3 separate regions of the Homo sapiens genome follow, and regions 1 and 2 are each linked to region 3. The links are chromatin loops, found by intact Hi-C in ENCODE. Cell type or tissue: PC-3. All regions are shown on one strand.

Region 1 (4,000 bases), 90 kb before region 3:
AGGTTTTCATCATGTTGGCCAGGCTGGTTTCAAACTCCTGACCTCAAGTGATCCGCCTACCTCGACCTCCCACAGTGCTGGGATTACAGGCGTGAGCCACCACACCCGGCTGATAATTTTTGTATTTTTTGTAGAGACGGGGTTTCGCTGTGTTGGTCAGGCTGGTCTCGAACTCCTGGCCTCAAGTGAACCGCCCGCCTTGGCTTCCCAAAGTGCTGGGATTACAGGCATGAGCCACTGTGCCTGGCCAATACTCTATTTTTTGTTAACTACTGAAGATTTGTCTCTGCAAACCATATTAAAACATCAGTGTTTTGAGTAAAGTATCTTGCTGATACAGTTGAACAAAGGAACTAATTATAGCCACTGAAACATCCACGGTTCTATCAGTGACTGCTGAACATTAACCTAGCTCTTGAAAGTAGTAGGTTCTTCTCAGGATATAGAAAGAATGTCTTTTTTCTTTTAGATTAATTCATACCAAACTGAAATCCTTTGGGCATTGAGAAACCTAGAAAGATCACCTTTCTTTTCTAGGCTATGAATTCACAGGAAGAGGAAGGTGAAGATGGGGTTAGCTGCATAACCTGCTATCCAGTTTTATTAAGAATATTGCCCAGTCGTGACTGGGCGCGGTGGCTCATGTCTGTAATCCCAGCACTTTGGGAGGCCGAGGCGGGCAGATCACTAGGTCAGGAGTTCGAGACCACCTGGCCAATATGGTGACACCCTGTCTCTGCTAAAATTACAAAAATTAGCTGGGCGTGGTGATGTGCGCCTGTAGTCCCAGTGACTTGGGAGGCTGAGGCAGAAGAATCACTTGAACCCGGGAGGCAGAGGTTGCAGTCAGCCGAGATCGCGCCACTGCACTCCAGCCTGGGTGGCAGAGTGAGACTCCGTCTCAAAAGAAAAAAAAAAAAGAATATTGCCCAGTCGCGTTGGCTCACGTCTGTAATCCCAGCACTTTGGGAAGCTGAGGTGGGAGGATCACTTGAGCTCAGGAGTTTGAAACCAGCATGGGCAACATAATGAGACCCTCATCTCTACAAAAATATAAAAATTAGCTGAGCATGGTGGTGTGCAACTGTAGTCCTAGCTACTTGGGAGGCTGAGGTGGGAGGATCGCTTGAGCCCAAGAGGTTGAGGATGCAGTGAGCCATGATTGCCCCACTGCACTCCAGCCTGGGTGACAGAGTGAGACCCTGTCTCAAAACACACACATACACGCGCGCGCGCACACACACACACACAAGAGAACATTTAACATGATACAGGTATTTGTAAGTGCCACACTGAGAGGAGACCCTCTTCGTTCAGTGGAATGACTGATTTTCAGTCTCCTTCCTCTGAACATTTTTTGCCAGCTCTTCCTTCCCTAACCTCCCTCACTTTTCTGCTTGAATATTTTTCATCCCATCCCTGTACTGTAAAAGTCCCTTTACAGAATCATGGATCCCTAGCACATGTCAGTTTCTCTTCATTATCCCCTCATTTTATTTCTTCAAATTCAAGGAAAAGCTCATTTTTTAATTCTCCCTCTGTTATTTCAGGTTATGAGTCCAGGGACAATATGGAGCTCATAGTGAAGCAGATTTCTGATGACTCTGAATCACACTGGGTGGCGCCAGAACACACCGAAAGGAGCGTTCCTCAGGATCCAGACTTTGCAGAAGTCAGTGACCTTAAAGGCATGGTACAAAGGTGGCAGGTCAACCCCACTGTGGGGAAATCAAGGCAGAATCCTTCCCAGAAAAGGGATCTGGATGCAATCACAGACATCAGCCCTAAGCAAAGCACACATGGCGAGAGAGGGCACAGATGCAGCGATTGTGGCAAATTCTTCCTCCAAGCCTCAAACTTTATTCAGCATCGGCGCATCCACACTGGAGAAAAACCGTTTAAGTGCGGAGAATGTGGGAAGAGCTACAATCAGCGGGTGCACCTCACCCAGCACCAGCGCGTCCACACAGGGGAGAAACCCTACAAATGTCAGGTGTGCGGAAAGGCTTTCCGGGTGAGTTCCCACCTGGTTCAGCACCACAGTGTCCACAGCGGAGAGAGGCCCTATGGCTGCAATGAGTGTGGGAAGAACTTCGGTCGCCATTCGCATCTGATCGAACACCTAAAACGCCACTTCAGGGAGAAATCCCAGAGATGTACGTGTGAGGAGTTTATATCCGGGGGATAAATGGAGGCGAAAAGCAAAAGGTGTTTTATTAGTACGGTACAACAGGACAGATGGGTGGTGATACTGGGGGGGGTAGGAAGAGGCAAAGGTTATCGTTTATTTGGTTCTTATGTATTTATTTTTTGAGACAGTCTCGCTCTGTCGCCCAGGCTGGAGTGCAGTGGCGAGATCTCAGCTCACTGCAACTTCTGCCTCCCCGGTTCAAGCGATTCTCCTGCCTCAGCCTCCCAAGTAGCTGGGACAACAGGCGCGCACCAGCATGCCCGGGTAATTTTTGTGTTTTTAGTAGACACAGGGTTTCCCCATGTTGGCTAGGCTGGTTTTGAACTCCTGACCTCAGGCGATCTGCCTGCCTTGGCCTCCCAAAGTGCTGGGATTACAGGCATGAGCCACTGTGCTGGCTGTGCTCTCAGCTGTTAGTGGTTCCTTCTGGTAATTCTGTATTTTAAAATAAAACTATTATTAGTTGGCTCATCAATTTTAAATGTTATCTGTTGACTTTCTATGGTAGTAAATGAGGATTTGGCTCTCTTATATGCTTTTCTCTCTTTCCCCTTTTCCCAATTTAGTTATTTTACTTATTTTAAAACAATAGCCTGGGTACAGTGGCTCACACCTGTAATCTCAGTGCTTTGGGAGGCGGCTGAGCTAGGAGGATTACTTGAGGCCAGGCATTCAAGACCACCCTGGGCAACATAGCAAGACCTTGTCTCTACAAAAAAATTTAAAAATTACCTGGGCATGGTGGCATGTGCCTGTAGTTGCAGCTCCTCGGAAGGCTGAGGTGGGAGGATCTCTTAGCCCAGAAGTTCAAGACTACAGTGAGCTATAAATGTGTCTGTGAATAGCCACTGCACTCCAGACTGGCTAACAGAGTGAGACTTCTCAAATAACAAACAAACACAAACCCAATAAAATAACAGTAGTACAGGAAGCTTGGAGAAAATAAAAAGAAAAAATAAATCACCCATAATCACATCACCCTAACTAATAGAACTGTTATTACTTAGTATGTTTCCTTTTTTTTTTATAAGTCTGTTTCACGTAGTCGTACTCAGAATTAAATATTAAGCGTACACATTTTCCAGGGCTGTTCAGCCCTCCTTTTTATTTCTGACAGTCTGCCATTGTGTGGTGGCATTGTAATTTACTCAAGTGTTCCCAGTTGTTGAACTTCAATTTTTTTCTCTTTTGTCCCGATAACTGTTTATGCCTGTGACTTTTTCTTTTTTTCTTTTCTTTTCTTTTTTTGAGACGGAGTTTCACTCTTGTTGCCCAGGCTGGAGTGCAATGGCACGATCTCAGCTCACTGCAACCTCTGCCTCCCAGGTTCAAGCGATTCTCGTGCCTCAGCCTCCTGAGTAGCTGAGATTACAGGCATTTGCCACCATACCTGGCTAATTTTTTTTTGTATTTTTAGTAGAGATGGGGTTTCACTATATTGGCCAGGATGGTCTCGAACTCCTGACCTCAAGTGATCCACCCGCCTTGGCCTCCCAAAGTGCTGGGATTATAGGTGTGAGCTACCATGCCGGGCCAGTATTTTTAAACATCTGTTCAAATGACAGTAAATTTATCTGTGAATGAGATCGTCATAAACTGTGCTGTGAACTTAAAGGCCCTTACTAATATTCTTCAGATGATTCTAAGACCAGCCAAAATGTTTTTCTTTTTTTTTTTTTTTTTTTTAATTCTGCCTTTGATGTTTACAGCCACGCTGCATCTTCCACCATGGCACAGAAGTCAGTAAAGTGTCTTTAAAGTTCTGGGTTTGAGCTGAGCTATCCTCTCAGCTAGTGTTTTCCCGTTCTA
Region 2 (4,000 bases), 220 kb after region 3:
ACGTAACAACAGAACAATCAGTACTGACAGAATTATAACTAGGCTTGTAAATTGTATCCACATTTACTTATCCAGAGATGGTACTCTTAGCTTCGGCTGTGCATAGACTAGTCAGCTTCCGAGATGTAACTAGAGCAGAGCTTGCAGGAATCCCCAAAGATCAGCCGAAATCAATTATTCAGGCCCCACCTGAGGAAAGGGAATGTCCATCCCCATGTGTGCCAGTATATCTGTCTTTGGTCAGAATAAGGCAGGAAGCAGAGTCAGGAGCACCCGAAAAGTCAGGCTTGGAAGAAAGTGAGGCTCAGTCCTTTGGATGTTAATCTGACTGGCCCAGTGTACCTAAATAATTAATAAATATCCTCCTGAACCCCATTGGTCTCTCTGATTCCTTAAAATCCTGCTATAAAATGTAATTATTGCCATCAGAGTTTCTGTTGTTATTTATTGCCTCCATGTTACCTCCCTCCCTTGAACATTCCAGTTCCTGAGGTAATGTCTGGCCAACCCCTTATCTATAAAGTTACAATTTCTGTAACCTGGCTTTCTCTTTTATTTTATAGTTATGGGACCCATTCACATAAACTTTTTAAGAAGCTGGGAATTCCTGGGCCAACCCCTCTGCCTTTTCTGGGAACTATTTTGTTCTACCTTAGGGTAAGTGTTATTTGAGCTCCCTCTTTTGCTTCTTATCGATGCAAACCCAAGCTTAGTCCTATCAGTAAAAATGCTCCTCCTCAGGAGGAATTTCCAATGTTTTACACTTTCAGAAATGGTGTGTATGCTCCACCCAGAGCAGGGCCAGGTTTATACCAGGACTCTCATCTTAATGGTCAGGGGGTTTGGGTTTGCCTCAGTTGCACGGCACAGATATCTGGGGGATCAGCACTCGATGTTCAGGACTTGATGTTCAGACTTTGCGAACCATAAAGAGGACTTTCCTTTTGCCCTGTGCAGATTTTTGAGAAGCTACAGTTGTCCTTAGTATTAAGAGAAAAGCAGAAATGGGGAAATGGGAGCCCCAGTAGCGCTCATTAGCATCATGTACCACATTCAAACTTTCCTGTTTTCACCAAGAGCTTTAGTAAGCTTTTGTTTCCTTCCTCCTGTAGAGCTTTGAAAATTCAGTTCATTGGCTGGGCGCGGTGGCTCACGCCTGTAATCCCAGCACTTTGGGAGGCCGAGACGGGCGGATCACGAGGTCAGGAGATCGAGACCATCCTGGCTAACACGGTGAAACCCTGTCTCTACTAAAAATACAAAAAAAAAAAAAAAAAAAATTAGCCGGGCGCAGTGGCGGGCGCCTGTAGTCCCAGCTACTCGGGAGGCTGAGGCAGGAGAATGGCGTGAACCCGGGAGGCGGAGCTTGCAGTGAGCCGAGATAGCGCCACTGCACTCTGGCTTGGGTGAAAGAGCGAGACTGTGTCTCAAAAAAAAAAAAAAAAAGAAAAGAAAAAAAGAAAAAGAAAATTCAGTTCACTAGGCAGCTATTTACCGCTGGATAATTTGCACATACTTGAATTCTCTCAAGAACTGTTAAATTCCCTGCAGGTAGTTCCACAGTTGTGCTCCAGCTTCTTCTCCCCAGGATGTATTTTACAGATTTGAGAGGAAGAACAAGAAGGTTCTGCTTTCCTGCTGCTTTTCTTCAAAGGCAGCACCCTATGAGTGAGCCTGAGCAGGGAGTGCTTATAATGAAGACAATATGGAGGCTGTCCATCAACTTCAGATATTTAACCACAAAATGAGTTCTGTTTTTTTTTAAAAGAAAGGCAAAATTACTTAACAAAATAACTAGAAAGGGGATAATTTGACAAACTTATTCAAAATTTAATTATCTAAACAGGAGGTAATATGTGTCTCATAGTCTTCGAATTTTGACTGAGCCTTGTGGCTACCCTGGTCTGATGCTCCACCAAGGGCCTGGGGCCATGATGGAAAGTCACAAGTGCGTGTCCACATGGCCAGTAAGAAAGCCTGTGTACAGGTTGCTCTCTGACTCAGGTTTTCTGTCTTACAGACCTGAGGCTTGTTTTTCAGATTCTAATTCTCCCAACTGAGGCCTTCATTGCAAAATTACCACTTAAGAATTTCATCCTTTTTTACCCCCCGAAAAAGCAATAATTTTCTCTTCATATTTCCCAGATCGATCCTTTAGTAAATCCACATGTCCTGGGCTATATGTTGCCTAGTTAGAACATCAAAACTGAAACAAGGAAGCAGGAAAGTTTGTTTTTAAGTGTCAGAAGTGAAAACTCTGAGTGAGTATTGTAATGTGCTGTGTCTGACATCTAGAGGTGGCATTTCCCACACTTATTATGTGTTAAGCTGGAAAACTGGAAAGTGAGTCCACTCTGTCATTTGCCCACTCACTCATTTTCTCGCTCAACAAAATGCCTTGGACTTTTATTTAAATCTGCTAGACTAAAAGTGGTCCCTGATGTTTTTGACTTTCTAATTCAGCTAGAATTCTAGAGAGAATACATGAGATAAATGAAAAGGATGCTGAACAAGGAGATAAAAGATTGCACATTCCCTTGAGACACTCACTCACTTTCCGTCAGCCTCGGTTTCTTCATGTTCCCATGGTGGTGATAATTCAGGGGTTTATGAGATTGCAGAGACAACATATGCAGAAATGAAAACACATCAGAAAGACAATGAGTTGCTTAGTGTTCATAGACAGAAGTAAGTCATTCAATATCTACACTAGTTAGAGAAAATTTAAAAGTGACTTTAAATTCTCCATTTCAAATATCTTCTGTATTTTCTCTCCTTTTCCTTAAGAGGTCTCTGAATAAGATTCCCAGCTGGGCGTGGTGGCTCACGCCTGTAATCCCAGCACTTTGGGAGGCTGAAGCAGGAGGATCACCTAAGGTCAGGAGTTCGAGACCAGCTTTGCCAACATGGTGAAACCCTATTTCTACTAAATATACAAAAATTAGCTGGGTGTGGTGGCGGGCCCCCATAATCCCAGCTACTTGGGAGGCTGAGGCAGGAGAAGAGCTTGAACCCAGAAGGCAGAGGTTGCAATGAGCCAAGATCGCACCATTGCACTCCAGCCTGGGCAGCAGAAAAAAAGGAAAAAAAAAAGATTCCCTCTAACTGCCAGTAAATGGTAGCAAGCCTAATGGTAGCAAGTCATTGGATTTGACTTTTTTGCCCTGGTTAAATGTAGCGTTCAGTACATTCGAAATAATACTTGAATTGTATTTTGTTTCTTCTGCCAGGGTCTTTGGAATTTTGACAGAGAATGTAATGAAAAATACGGAGAAATGTGGGGGTGAGTATTCTGGAAACTTGCATTGGATAGAGCTGTTGCTATGCTGAGTTATTTTACTGCAGAGAGAACAATCTCAGCCCAGATTTTGTTTGGATAATGCTATTGTCAACCTAAGTAACAAACAGAGAGAGGCTATCTAAAAGAAAAAGATGATCTGGGAATTGAGCATTGCAAGGGGAATATGCGTGTCATAGGAAACTCCATGCATATTCAGTATGTGAACAAAAATAAAATCTTTGAGACCCTAAACTCACTATGACAAAGGGAAAATCGAGCTTGAGAATTAAGTCATACCTTACTGCCTTCCTTTTTTCCCCAGACAGATAGCTGTAATTTCACAACCCTGGGTAATAGCTTCATACATAAGCCACATTCCCACAACAATAGCAATGTGGCATCACTCGTCTGGGGTAATACCCGAGGTTTGTTGTCCCACAGATATAGGGGGTCTCCCTATAGTGGACGCACAAAGAATAAGGTTAAGAGCAGAGGTTGGATAGGTGAAAGAAAGAGAAAAGCTCTCTCCTGCCGAGAGAGGGGGCCCCCAGTGGGTCTTCTGACCTGCGGTAAAGTGCAGGAGGTTTTATAGATGAGCTTGAGGAGGCAGTGTCTGATTTACATAGGGCATGAAAGATTGGTTGGACCAGGTGTGTCATTTGCATAGCACATAAAAAACTGGTTAGGACTAGGTGTACTGTTTGCATAACATGTGAAGAA
Region 3 (4,000 bases):
CCACAAATCACCCCTCAATATTTGCAGCCCAAATTCATATTACTATTATAGCATGGTTCAAAAATCCTCAAATTATAAATTTGGTTTACAATGACCTTGGACTGGTGATGCTGACAAGAAAAAAATTTACATGGAAGAAAAACAATATCAACCCTCTCTAGATAAATTCACTTTATCCTGGAACTCAAAGAAATTTCACAAAAATGTTTCCAAGGAAAATGAGCAGCCTGTCACACAAGGAAACAAGGTACTGTGGTATGTTCGAGGAAGGTATGTTTGAGGAATGCCCCCAATTAATGTCCTGGGGACATTATTTAATGCTCTAGGGACATTATATAATGTCCCCAGAACTCATAAATCAATAAGAAAGAGATAAACAGCTTAATAGAAACACAAAGAAAAGTCCGTTCACAGAAAAGGGAAGGCAAGAAGTTAATGAAAGTAGGAATAATGACTGACCTCACTTATAATGAAGAACATGCAAATTAAAAAATGAGGTAACATTTACTTCACCTGTCAATTGGCAAAAATTAAAGCTGGATAATGGCAGAGATGATGAGATATGGGAAATGGATGCTGTTAGGTACTGCTGGTGGAAGTGGCACCATCAAAAACAGTGGAAATAGCAGATCACAGAAAGATATCTGAGGGGACTTCAGATCTCAGAATTATCAGGCTCAACTATATTTACTATGTACAAAGAAAAGCTTAAACATATCGGTAAATTCTTTTAAAAGATCGATCTAGAATATTTGGAAAAAATCAAATAGAAATTCTAGAAATGGAAAAAATATATTAATTAAAACAAAAATATGGGTGGCCAAGTGGGGAGGATTGCTCGAGCCCAGGAGTTTAAGACTAGCCTGGGCAACATAGTGAGACCCTGTCCTTACAAAACATTTTTTAAAGATTAGCTGGGTGTGGTGGCTCATGCCTGTAGTCCCAGCTATTTGGGAAGCTGAGGTGGATTGCTTGAACCCAGGAGTTGGAAGCTGTAGTGAGCTATGATAGCACCGCTGTACTCCAGCCTAGGTGACACAGCAAGACCTCGTCTCTTAAAAAACAAAACAAAACAAAACAAAAAAACAACAACTGTGGATTTTGTAGCACATTAGAAACAGCTGAAAAGTGGATTATTAATAAAAAGGTGAAGACATAAACCCAAGTCAAATATGGGCAGACAAGAAAAATATGAAAGTGGGACAGAGACATGGAGGATAAAGTGAGATGGTCTAACACCTATGTTATATTCTAGGAGTTCATTTACTCTATAAGTGTATATTTTTAGCAAATATTGTACCAGACACTTTGCAAAGTGCTGGAGAAGAGTAAGACAAGAGGGTTTCCTGTTTCCTGAGTGGATTCTGGAGTAACACTGGGCCACCCAGTTGAGACAGACTGCCTTCAGGCTGGACGCGGTGGCTTGCGCCTGCAGTCCTAGCACTTTGGGAGGCCAAGGGGGGAAGATCGCTTGAGTCCAGAAGTTGGAGACCAGATTGGGCAACATAGAGAGATCCCCCTCTCTGCAAAAAATTGAAAAAAAGTCCCAGCTACCCAGGAGACTGAGGTGGGAGGATTGCTTGAACTCAGGGCTTCGAGGTTGCAGTGAGCTATGATCTCACCACTGCACTCCATCCTGGGAGACAGAACAAGACTTCTCTCTCTCTTTCTCAAAAAACACAAACAAACAAACAAACAAAAACCCCCCACAAAAAACAGCTCCGATGCTGGCTCCTCCAGGAAGCCTTCCCTGACTACACATACACACACGCACGCACACTACCCGGGGTCAGGAGCCTCTTAAGTGAGCCGGTTAGATCCAGTGCGCCCCCTATCTCCTCTGCCCCTACGCCTCGCGCAAGGCCCTCGCAGCCGGAATAGTCGCGCATTGACCGACTGGACTCTAAAGCCCCTTGGGGCAGGTGCTGTGTCCAGTAGTGTATCTGGCGATGCACCGAGTCCTTTCCACGGAGGGCAAGCAGGTGAAATGGCACGGAAGTGGAAGGGGCCTAGCCACAGAGCGCCTCGAGCTGGGCAGTCAATCCTGGGGAAGCCCTGGTGGTCTTCGCCTCGCCGGGTTCGGAACAGCAGGCTGGGATCAGCAACCATCGAGACGCATCCGCCGAGACCTCCGAGCATCCTAGAGAGGACACGGAAGCGAGTCTTTCCTTACGCACCTGTCTAACAGCGTCCGCAGCTCACTTCCGGACCGCGGATAGCACTGGCGACCCTAGCGGGTGAGAGGCCCTTCAGGGCCGCGGCGGGTGAGAGCCTCTTCAGGGCCGCAGCGGGTGGCGGGCGAAGTGGTAAACGGGCGCGGGGACGGGTTTTGGTGCCGCTACGGGGCTCGGCGGCAGCGGGGTTGCAGTAGAGCCCGTCTCCCTCCGCTCAGCCCCGGCTGAGGGCGGCAAGTCTCTCAGGAGCTGCCTTCAGCGGCCCCGAGGCCCTGCGGGTCTGGACGCTGAGGGGCCGCCGCGCTGTAGGCTCAGGTAGGAGCGAGGCTGATCCCGCTCTGCCAGGCTTGGCTTAGTGCAGGGCTGGCCACGAACCCGAAGAGATCTTGAACCAAAGCAGAACTCTGTGCAAAGTGAAAGTAATCACATAGGACACTTATTTAAAGAATAGTGATGAGCCAGCCTGGTCAACATAGCGAGACCCTGTCTCTACAAAAATTGAAAAGTAGCCGGGCGTGGTGGCACGCGCCTGAGGTCCCAGCTACTCGGGAGGCTGAGGCAGGAGGATCGCCTGAGCCCAGGAGTTCAAGGTTGCACTGACTTACATTCATGCCGCTGCACTCCAGCCTGGGCAACATGGGGAGACCCTGTCTCTACAAAAATAAATAATTAGCTGGTCATGGTGGCACTCGCCAGTAGTCCCAGCTACTCGGGAGGCTGAGGTGGGAGGATCGCTTGATCCTAGGAGGCAAAGGCTGCAGTGATCGCACCACTGGTCTCCAGCTGGGGTGATAAAACCCTGAGATCCTGTCTCAGAAACAAAACAAAAGAGTCACAATGGGTGGGGGGAGATAAAGAATAGCAATGGGGCAATTTCTATTTGTCAAATGGCAGAGATAAAAGATGAATGAGGATCTTTCTTGCCTCCAGGGAATCTGTTAGAGGGAGACACATGGGTAAACATTTGCACTGTAGTGCATTAAATGCACTAGTGGAGTGAACCAATGCAATAGCTAGAAAGGAATGAAAGAGAAATCTCAATGTTGCAGAGTCAATGAATAGACTGAAAATATAAACTTGGTTTAAGTGGGGGTAGATAAATACACAAACTCACAATAGAATATTTAGCAGAAGCTTTGGGGTGTGCCTCCTGCCAGCTGCCCATTCTCTGCTCCAGTCAGGTGATCTTTCCGTTTTCTGACAAGCAGGATCTCCTTCCCCTGGTGCTTTGGACTTCCAAGTCTGTCTTCCCAGTCTAGGTCTTCCGCATAATCCACTTGGAGGTAAATAGGACTCATTCTCCAGTCTACTTCAAGCCTCTTCTTTTCCTTGAGTACTTGGACTTAGATTAGTTTTCTCTCTTTTTGACTTCACATTTTTTTTTCAATCTGTACCATGTATTTTGGGAGGCAGTTATCATCTAGTCTCTTTTTTTTCTTCTGAGAAGTAGGAGGAGTAGCACTCATCCTACAGAAGTGTTTTAAGTATTAGATGAAATATGTGTTCACATGCTTTCTAAAGAGTAAAGCCTGTACAAGTTAGAAATCTTTAGGTCATTTGTCATAATGGTATATATGTTGCTCCATTGTCTTTTTCAGGTTGAGCGCACCATCACATCTAAGCCATCAGCAAGTTTGTTGGTTTTAATCTCCAAAATACGTCTTGATTTTGTCTGACTCTTTGCCACCACCCTGATCTAAGCCCTTATCATCTGCTTGAATCACTGTAAGTGCCATTTCCCTCTTGCCACCTCTAGCCTATTCCCTGTCAACACACAGGCAGAATGACTTTTATAAAACATGTAGTTCCTCGCTAAAGTAAGAAAT

The links. A loop is a pair of places that touch in the nucleus more often than their neighbours do. Peaks named below come from ENCODE experiments on the same cell type or tissue, not always from the same donor. Only the 100,000 strongest peaks of a DNase experiment are listed, where the experiment ranks them.
Region 1: a loop joins it to region 3, with 12 times the contacts of the local background. A loop is called at or near these places in 6 of 110 quality-filtered maps.
Region 2: a loop joins it to region 3, with 4 times the contacts of the local background. A loop is called at or near these places in 5 of 110 quality-filtered maps.

Annotation. Positions count from the first base shown.
Region 1 is chr7:99,524,263-99,528,262 of GRCh38, forward strand. It overlaps ZKSCAN5 (zinc finger with KRAB and SCAN domains 5), which reads left to right. Exons shown (of 7, transcript NM_145102.4): 6 at 1,551-2,156. Among named protein-coding and RNA genes, the nearest start is that of ZKSCAN5, 22 kb to the left of the region's middle. In PC-3, a CTCF peak has its summit at 1,624 (motif pointing right); no DNase peak of the experiment used is centred here.
Region 2 is chr7:99,835,890-99,839,889 of GRCh38, forward strand. CYP3A43 (cytochrome P450 family 3 subfamily A member 43) reads left to right here. Exons shown (of 13, transcript NM_057095.3): 2 at 564-657; 3 at 3,231-3,283. Among named protein-coding and RNA genes, the nearest start is that of CYP3A43, 9.9 kb to the left of the region's middle. In PC-3, a CTCF peak has its summit at 2,288; no DNase peak of the experiment used is centred here.
Region 3 is chr7:99,614,753-99,618,752 of GRCh38, forward strand. It overlaps ZSCAN25 (zinc finger and SCAN domain containing 25), which reads left to right and starts at 2,194. Exons shown (of 8, transcript NM_145115.3): 1 at 2,194-2,264; 2 at 3,773-3,899. RefSeq lists enhancers at 1,340-2,319, 1,910-2,229. In PC-3, CTCF peaks have their summits at 1,838 and 2,044; DNase peaks (open chromatin) are centred at 1,839 and 2,159; H3K4me3 peaks cover 2,658 bases; H3K27ac peaks cover 1,023 bases.